Linked DNA regions of Homo sapiens: region 2 is linked to region 1. A link is an interaction called in ENCODE POLR2A ChIA-PET data of the cell type or tissue named here. Cell type or tissue: CD4-positive, alpha-beta T cell. All regions are shown on one strand. Each heading gives the region's core, and the rest is flanking DNA. Links, peaks and the distances in the headings are about the cores only. Region 1 holds the start of IRF9 (interferon regulatory factor 9). Region 2 overlaps NRL (neural retina leucine zipper).

Region 1 (4,349 bases), core at 350-4,349:
TGCCCTTAGGCCCACCCAGTTCCCTCTCCATCTCTTACATTATTGAGGGAGTCCTGGAGCACAGAGGGACTGAGTGTGCAGTTCTGCATGGCATCCTCTTCCTCCTTCCTCTCAGAGGACACAGAACTGTGCTGTCGCTTTGATGGTACTTTCTGAGTCCCTGGCTGGCCTGTGGAATTGTTGAGGGACAGAGAAAGGTCAGGGTCTTGAGCAAGGACAGAGGGTGAAGGAGAGGTCTGAGGCAGTGAAGGATGGGCAGGTCTAGGAAGGGAAACCTGGGTTGCAGCCCCCCAAGGGCATGGACAGGGCAGAGCTATAAGCCTGGGGGAAGCCTGCACATCTATCCTTCCTCCCCAGTCTGCTGAGTCTAGCAGTGGTTGGACAAGGGGAAACTCACCAGAGACGATTCCTGGTGGCAGCAACTGATACACCTTGTAGGGCTCAGCAACATCCATGCGGCCCCTCTCAGGAACCTCCTTAAATTCAGAACTCTTGTTGAGTGCACAGCGCAGGCGAGTCTTCCAGACAGCTGGACCTCCTGTGTCCCCCTCCTTATACTTTCCCTTAAATATTGCCCAGGCCTAGGAAAGAAAGCAAGGGAAGAAGAGGCAGTGTGTTACAGGCTCCACCTGCCCCTCCAATAGGACTGGCTTTACAGGCGTGCAGCTCTGAGCTCAGAAGGGATTATGCAGGGTCTGTGCTCTGCGTTGCCATCTTGAAATCCTTGGAAATTTTTTTTTTTTTTTTTTGAGACAGAGTCTCACTCTGTCACCAGGCTGGAGTGCAGTGGTGCGATCTCGACTCACTACAACTCCACCTCCCTGGTTCAAGCGATTCTCCTGCCTCAGTCTCCCGAGTAGCTGGGACTACAGGCATGCACCGCTAGGCCCAGCTAAGTTTTGTATTTTTAGTAGAGACAGGGTTTCACCATGTTGGCCAGGCTGGTCTTGATCTCTTGACCTCGTGATCCACCCACCTTGGCCTCCCGAAGTGCTGGGATTACAGGCGTGAGCCACCGTGCCTGGCCAATATCCCTAAAATTTTTGAACAAGGCCTCCACATTTTCATTTTGTACTGGACTCTGCAAATGATGCAGCTAGTTTTCCTCTCCAATCTGTCCCTTATCTGAAACCCAGGCAGACGCAAGTGCTCGAGGATGAGTGTACCAGTGTGTATACACCATCCCACACACAGAGGAACAGTGGTTTCCAGGCCCTTTCACCTTGAAGAAGGCAGCATCCTGGTCCTCCCGGAAGTCCTGCTTGCCTGCATGTTTCCAGGGAATCCGGAACATGGTCTTAGCTGTATCATCCCAGCACACTCCGGGAAACTGCCCACTCTCCACTTGCTCCACCACCCAGTTCCGGAGTTTTCGGGTGCAGCGTGCCCTGCCTGATGCCATCCTGGGGGATAATAGGAGCAGGATGCATCAGAACTGACACTTTGGGAGGGAACATCTCCTGAGACCCTGGCCATTGAGACTAGATTCTGGCAACAGGTCCCAGAGATCCCATCCATCTTCTTTTAGCTCCAAACACATTTCAACACTCTATGGGACAGAATTGTTTCCTTTCTGCCATCACTAGCAGTGACAAACAACAACAACAACAACAAAACCCCCCAAAACATTGTTTTTAGCACTCTAAGCTGTGATACCTGGAAGGAAACCTTGGGCACTGGTCTTAATTTTAGGACTTTTCAGAGATGTATTGTTTACAAAAGAATTCCTTTGGTGATCGTTCCTGGTGACAGGCCCTGTCTAGATTCCCGAGCATCAGCAGAGGTAGGTTCTGCTGAGATCCATCAGGCTCTTCACCCACCGCCCCACAGCCTACACAACCTAGCCTGACCCCCACCCCCTGCCGGCCCCAGGAGTAGGTGGGGCAGGAAGTAGGGGTGGGGTTGGAGCTGCAGCAGAAGTGGGCAGGGCCAGATGGCAAGGAAACAAATGGTCCACTGAGGCTGGGGCCAGGAGCCTTCTTCCTTGAACAATCCAGCAGTAGGTCCTCCTGACCTTTGCCTACAAGGGTCTGGGGAGCTGGCCCTTGTCAGTCTCACTCTCAGGCTGAATCTCCCACTTCCTGACTTAAGAGATCTTCTGTCTATCCCTCAGTCTAACAGAGCGACCCCTAGGACCCCCTGCCCTCAATCTGGCTGGACTTTCTAGCCCTAGATCCCAGGCTGACTCCCATCCTTGGCTGATCTTACCTGAGTTGCTGTCCAGGCTGTCGCAGGGCTCAGACGACCTCAGCTTAACTCCTGGCTGGGCGGCTGATCTCTCCGCCCCTTTCTACAGTCCCCACCCTAAGTTTCAGTTCTCCTCCAGGGAGGGCCTTTTCCCAGAAATCACGTGGTCTGAGTTGCAGGGAACTGGCGGCCACTAGAGGGCAGCAGCATCTGAGCATCTCACTATCAGGATGCCACTGTCGCAGCAGGGGGGCCCTGCCCTGCTGGCTCAGCTCCAGCCTGGCTCATTCCCCTGCCTCCCTCAGATACTCTTGCTTCTATCTGACCTCTGGGTGACACCGTGGCTTCCCCAGGGAGGCCAGTTTCCTGGAGTCAGGCCTGGGACCTCTGGACTGCTGTGTACACCTGTGCATCTGCATTCCCCCACAGTGCCCACCTGATACATATTGGGTGACTTCAAATACCAGTCAAATTCTATGAAAGGAAAAAAGGAGGCAGGGAGGGAGGAAGCCCAGGCCAGGCTGCTGGATGGGGAGGGCCTCCCTTGACCATCCAGGGTGTCAACTCCTTCCTGGTCCTGAGTCCAGGGAGGGTCAGGCACTAGGTTGCAGGGGGCCCTTTTCAGCAAAGCTCTGTTCACCCCGCTCTTTCCCTGGTGCCCCTAGATGGTGGCACCAGGAAGAAGGACCACCAAGAAGCCTGGGTGGTAAGATGCCTCTTTATTGGTGCTGGAGCTGTTCCTGAGGGAGCAGGCCATGGGACCCTCATCGGGACCCTTGCCCTCAGCTACTTCCGCCTGCGGGGGATACTCTGTCCCAAGGGTACCTCTTCTGTCAGCTTCTGCAGAAGGAGAGAGAAGGTAATGATATTGGAAGCCTGGAGCTCAGACACAGTCAGCACCAGGTGACTTCTGTAGGGTGGGTTAAGAGATGAGGCTGGGTGGAGGCTATACCTGTAACAAGCGGGCCTGGTAAGCAGGGGGATCCTCTCCAGCCAAAGGCTGGGGGCGTACGTGCAGGTAGCGCTCAGTGGCCGTCTCCAGCTCTTCCACCTCATACAAGGTGGCTGGGTCCAGCGAGTGGGCATTGATGAGGCTCACAAGATACTCTTTGTAGTGTGCCCTGGGGAGAAAAGGGAGCAGAATATTTGTTGTGTTGGCTAATATTAACTGAGTGTGTCTAACATAGCTGGACTCTGAGACACCTGGACGAACAAGATTAACAACCCACCTGTGCCCACACTGCCTGCTACTATCTACCCATGCCCTTGCCCAGAAAGCCTCCTCCCTCCCACCCACTGCAAGACCTACTGCTCCCAAGGACCCATTTTACTGCCTGGGCATGCCCTCACCACTTCTACCCACTGCCCAACACCATGCCCATGTCCTGCTGGCACTCACTGGCACAGGCCGGCATAGCCAGCTGGAGTTTCCTTGCCACAAGCTTCGTCCCTGAGCCCATTGGGAACCTCCTTCTGCTCTATCACTCGGCAGCCGCCTAAAGGTGAGGGAAGAAGGGAGCCTCTGTTGGGAGGCCAATGACCACAAAGCTCCAGAACTGGGATATCCACAAGGCAGGGAAGGCAGCCTCCAAGGAAGGGACCGAGCACAGCAACTCCTGCTTTCCCAGTGGTGCTGGTGGGTACTCAGAGGTGCCGTCAACGGCAGACCATCTGATACAGAGGCAGGGACCTTGTCCCTACTTTTATCCAAGCTGGCTTTTGGCTCATAAACACATACCCTCTTGAGATAGTGTTTTTTTTTTTTTTTTTTTTTTGGTTGTTATTTATCTCTTGACTAGTTAACTTATTATCGGAAGATCTTACCTCTTTTTTTTATTTTTATTTTTTAAATAGAGACAGGGTCTCACTATGTTGTTTGGGCTGGTCTCAAACTCCTGGGCTCAAGTAATCCTCTTGCCTTAGCCTCCCAAAGTGCTGGGATTATGGGTGTGAGCCACCACCACTCCTGGCTATTGGCTACCTCTGGTTTTTTTTTTTTTTTTTTTTGAGATGGAGTTTCACTCTTGTTGCCCAGGCTGGACTGGAGTGCAATGGCGCAATCTTGGCTCACTGCAATCTCCACCTCCCGGGTTCAAGTGATTCTCCTGCCTCAGCCACCCGAGTAGGTGGGATTACAGGTGCCTGCCACCACACCTTGCTAA
Region 2 (4,375 bases), core at 196-4,195, 80 kb after region 1:
TCTAGAGAACACTCTTTGGTATATGTTACAAAGTCTAACTGCCCTCATTGAACAGAAGGGAAAACGGGTCAGAAGGGTGAAGGTGATCTGCCAAGTTCACACAACGTAACAAGTTCTGAATAGAAGGAAAATCAATCTTGGTCTGTTCCCCTTGGAGAGACTGGCCTTGAGGAAAGATGGTGGCCAGTTGATTCTGATCTTTCTAGAACTAATTCTAGGACCTTTCTTTTTTCCATATAAAGCCTCTTGCCCCTACAAAAGGGATTCATTGATTGATTAATCCATAGAACAAATGTACACTGAGGGTCTTCTATAGGCAAGGCACTTCCCTGAGTGCTTTGAGAGACAGAGAGCTATAAGAACACATTATCCTTGGCTCTTAAAATTCACAGCATACATGCCTTCCCACTGTCCTAAAATATACACTCACTTTGTCACAGTTAATTAAGCAATTTAAAAAAATGGCTTGGAAATGGAATGATGCCTCTTGAGATGACAGACCTCTCGGCATGTCTCAGCACTAGGGTTGGGAGCACTGCCATACTGCTCTTGCTTTTCATAGATCCTGAGGCATCAGTGGGGCGAGAGGCTGTGCTGTCCTCTTCCTCCTTCAGGAATTCAGCTGCTTGTCCCCTGTCAGGAGCCCCTGCCCTCTGAAAGGTTACTCTTCAGCCTGGTGGGGACTCTGCAGTGAACAGAGCTGCACCATCCCTCTGGCTTTCCCAAACTCTTGCTCCAGGGCACTTGGGCTTTGAGGGAAGAGGGACTTGGTGAAGAGGGGATGGCAGGTGGCCTCCATGTGCTCCAGACCTCTCCTCCTCTTTGCAGGTGCACTCCTCCCAGCCCAGCTCCAGAATGGCCCTGCCCCCCAGCCCCCTGGCCATGGAATATGTCAATGACTTTGACTTGATGAAGTTTGAGGTAAAGCGGGAACCCTCTGAGGGCCGACCTGGCCCCCCTACAGCCTCACTGGGCTCCACACCTTACAGCTCAGTGCCTCCTTCACCCACCTTCAGTGAACCAGGCATGGTGGGGGCAACCGAGGGCACCCGGCCAGGCCTGGAGGAGCTGTACTGGCTGGCTACCCTGCAGCAGCAGCTGGGGGCTGGGGAGGCATTGGGGCTGAGTCCTGAAGAGGCCATGGAGCTGCTGCAGGGTCAGGGCCCAGTCCCTGTTGATGGGCCCCATGGCTACTACCCAGGGAGCCCAGAGGAGACAGGAGCCCAGCACGTCCAGGTGAGTGGTCAGCAAGCTGGCCTGAGGGGAGGCAGGGCAAGGAAGGAGGACTGCCCAAGAGAGGAAGGGGAGCTCCCAGAGGGGGTTATGGACTGGGACAGGGGACAGAGGGCAGGAGAAGGGGAGAAGGTCCCTTGAAAGCAATCAGATCGAGAAAACTACATTCTGCTTCTCCCCCTTTTCTTAAAATGGAGAGAAATGAGTAGGCTGAACCAGGAGGAGCAGGGAGAAGATAAGATTAGCAGAGAATCCAAAGGGAAGAATTGAGCTGGGGAGTGGGCGACTCCGGGGGGTAAACAGATACATGGTGTGTGGAAACCAGGGAAAGGGTTATGTGTGGAGTGGAGCTGGGTTAAGACTGGTTTAGATTGGCCTTTTCAAGACTTCGTGCTTCCCAGCCCCCAACCTTCTCAGGAAGGATTGGGACTCATCCTATTAATTACAGACACAGATGGGGGTGTTGCGGGCATTAGGATGTAATCCAAATCCTGTGAGGGTCACCGGGTTGCAGGCTTCAGGACAGGGAAACGCAGCGCGTTGGAGGGTTGGGGGCTGTCTGGGTGCGGGTCCACTGGACACACCCGGGCCTGGAGCTGGATGCCGGGGATCCCAGAGACGAGCCCGGGGTTTAGGTGCGCGACGGGCTCGCCTGACCGTGGCCGGCCCTGCACCGTGGGGCGCCCGCCTGACTGGAGCAACGGTCAGCTGGGGGGCCCGGGGAGCGTCGGGGCCTGGGGCGGGCTCTGGACCGAAACAGACTGCGTGGAAGGGCGAGCCTTCCGGTGAAGGTGGGAGCCGGGGCGGGGCTGTCCCGGGGCGGAGCCAGGTAGCGTCGGGCCCTCAGGGCAGAGCCGGGTGCGACCTGGCGCTGACCCGGTTTCTGCATTCTCCCTCCGCAGCTGGCAGAGCGGTTTTCCGACGCGGCGCTGGTCTCGATGTCTGTGCGGGAGCTAAACCGGCAGCTGCGGGGCTGCGGGCGCGACGAGGCGCTGCGGCTGAAGCAGAGGCGCCGCACGCTGAAGAACCGCGGCTACGCGCAGGCCTGTCGCTCCAAGCGGCTGCAGCAGCGGCGCGGGCTGGAGGCCGAGCGCGCCCGCCTGGCCGCCCAGCTGGACGCGCTGCGGGCCGAGGTGGCCCGCCTGGCCCGGGAGCGCGATCTCTACAAGGCTCGCTGTGACCGGCTAACCTCGAGCGGCCCCGGGTCCGGGGACCCCTCCCACCTCTTCCTCTGAGCCGTTCAGAGCACCTTGTGGTGTAGTGGGGGCTGGGTGGGGTGGCTCCGCCCAGGAGGCGGCTGCACGGTTCTCTGCATCGTTACCAGAGCGCCTTCTGGTCCTAGCCACGCCCTGTATGACCGCGCAAATATCCCCAAAGCTTTTGGGTCCTCAAGTCATGCCCGAATTTAGATGCTGGTCATTTTCTGGAGAGGGGTCCCCTCCCCTTACGAACACAGAAACCCAGCCCACATGACTAGCACGCTGAGCTCTGCAGGGACCAGTGCCAGGCACTGGGGGGTGGAAGTGTGGTGACACAGTGAATGGGAGGTGGAGGAGGGTTGCAGCTCCCACCTCAGTTTAGTTTTTAATTCAGGGTTTTCAACCTGTAACACATTAAAGCTGTAATTAGCAATGAGGCTGTATTTTCATTCTGAAGCTTGTAACCTCCCCATTTTAGCACTACAGAATTTTCAAGATTTCAATATCCAACAACTAGATAGATTAGGACCTCTATCCGAGATGCTTTTTCCCTGCCCAACCCTGTGGCCTTCAGGGCTCAGAGCAGCAAAGGCCTGAAGAGTGAGCTCTGGGGGTTGTTGGTGTGGGTTGGGAGAGAGCTGTGTGCAGAAGTCTGGAAACCTGGGTCCTAGTCCCAGCTCTTCCATGGGATCCCCCTGTCACCCTGAGCAAATCAGTTGCTTCCTGGACTTGTGTTACTTCATCTAATTCTCATGTGGATTGGACGACTTCTGCTCCCTTTCCAGTTCTGGCATCTCCCCAGTATGGAAGTCCCGGTGGTCTCCCCAAGAAGTCCCCAAGACAATCTCGCCAAAGGCACCTCCTATCCTGCTGCAGTTTCCCAGCTGCAGCCTAGGCAGGGGATGCACAGCCCAGGCGAGGAAGCCTGGCTTCTCTGTGAGCACATACGTGGGTCCTCGGCAGCTCCCTCCAGGCTGTCTGGGCCTCCAGACCTGCACAGGGTGCTCCTGCCACCTCCCACCTCTCTGAGGGCTGAGGTGAGACTTCTCCTGGGATGACAATTTGCTGAGAGAGTGCAGCTTTTGTGAATTAAACTTGAAGTCCAGGCAGAATTCTAATGCAATAAGCTAAATGTTCTTGCAATTTAAGAAGTGTTCATTCTTTATCCCTGCTTCAGGCTACTGTTTGTGTGTCTGTGTGTGGGAGAGGGAGAGAGAGGGAGAGAGAGAGAGAGCAAGAAAAAGGGAAGTCCCCACCTGGAGCTGGGTGGCACATCTGTTATGGAGAGCCAATGGAAATGGGGTGGAGGGGCAGGCATTGGAACAGATGGATCCTCCCCCTCTCACCACCACCACCACCAAACTCAGAAGCCTCAGTGGCCCAGCTCGGCCTGTCAGTGGCTATCCAGGTCTCACAGTTTCCATGGTAACCCAGTCCTCCAGTTCAGCAGGCTAAGGGGAGGGCAGATGGGGCCTCTGGGCAGAGCACAGGCGTTGTGCTGGGAGCAGCCGCCTCACGAGTTACTGTCATCTGTCCTCTACCGGACATAATAAATGGGAGAAGCTTTCGGGCATGGGGGAAGAGGCTCCCATATGTCCCTCTTCCTTTCTACCCCCTCTCTCCACCCCCTCCCCAGCTGTCTCTTCTCTTCCCATCACAGTTCTTGCTCCCTCTTTCCCCTCCTCTATCCCAGCTCATCCCTCCTCCGCTTAGGAGCCTGCAATGGGAGTCCTCTCCTCCATCGCTCTCAGAATTTCTCTCGTCTCCTCTCCCTTCCCCACCATTGGCCACTGGCCATCCTCTCTGGCTCTGGATTCTCTCTCTGAGGGGCTCACAGAACCTTTAGCTTCTCTTTCTTCATCCCCTTCCACACTCATTGTTGAAGGGAGAGGATGGGGCAGGGAGGGTCCTTCCGGGAGCCCAGCTCTTTTTCTCTCACTCTA

What was found. ChIA-PET counts read pairs that join two places held together with the same protein. Peaks named below come from ENCODE experiments on the same cell type or tissue, not always from the same donor. Only the 100,000 strongest peaks of a DNase experiment are listed, where the experiment ranks them.
Region 2: POLR2A ChIA-PET joins it to region 1 with 15 read pairs; 21 of 35 experiments call an interaction of 5 or more read pairs at or near these places.

Annotation. Positions count from the first base shown.
Region 1 is chr14:24,159,198-24,163,546 of GRCh38, reverse strand. It overlaps RNF31 (ring finger protein 31), which reads right to left. Exons shown (of 21, transcript NM_017999.5): 19 at 3,587-3,683; 20 at 3,140-3,308; 21 at 2,892-3,027. The coding sequence ends at 2,974. It overlaps IRF9 (interferon regulatory factor 9), which reads right to left and starts at 2,282. Exons shown (of 9, transcript NM_006084.5): 1 at 2,209-2,282; 2 at 1,223-1,403; 3 at 398-581; 4 at 39-169. The coding sequence starts at 1,402. RefSeq lists enhancers at 1,117-1,176, 2,166-2,555. In CD4-positive, alpha-beta T cell, for the core only: CTCF peaks have their summits at 2,172 and 2,373 (motif pointing right); DNase peaks (open chromatin) are centred at 1,896 and 2,376; H3K4me3 peaks cover 2,154 bases; H3K27ac peaks cover 3,135 bases.
Region 2 is chr14:24,079,329-24,083,703 of GRCh38, reverse strand. NRL (neural retina leucine zipper) reads left to right here. Exons shown (of 3, transcript NM_001354768.3): 2 at 829-1,236; 3 at 2,136-4,375. The coding sequence starts at 856. The coding sequence ends at 2,468. Among named protein-coding and RNA genes, the nearest start is that of CPNE6, 10 kb to the right of the region's middle. RefSeq lists enhancers at 538-1,452, 2,885-2,934 and silencers at 1,875-2,044, 2,255-2,574. In CD4-positive, alpha-beta T cell, for the core only: no CTCF peak of the experiment used is centred there; DNase peaks (open chromatin) are centred at 2,193 and 2,523; H3K4me3 peaks cover 1,466 bases; H3K27ac peaks cover 430 bases.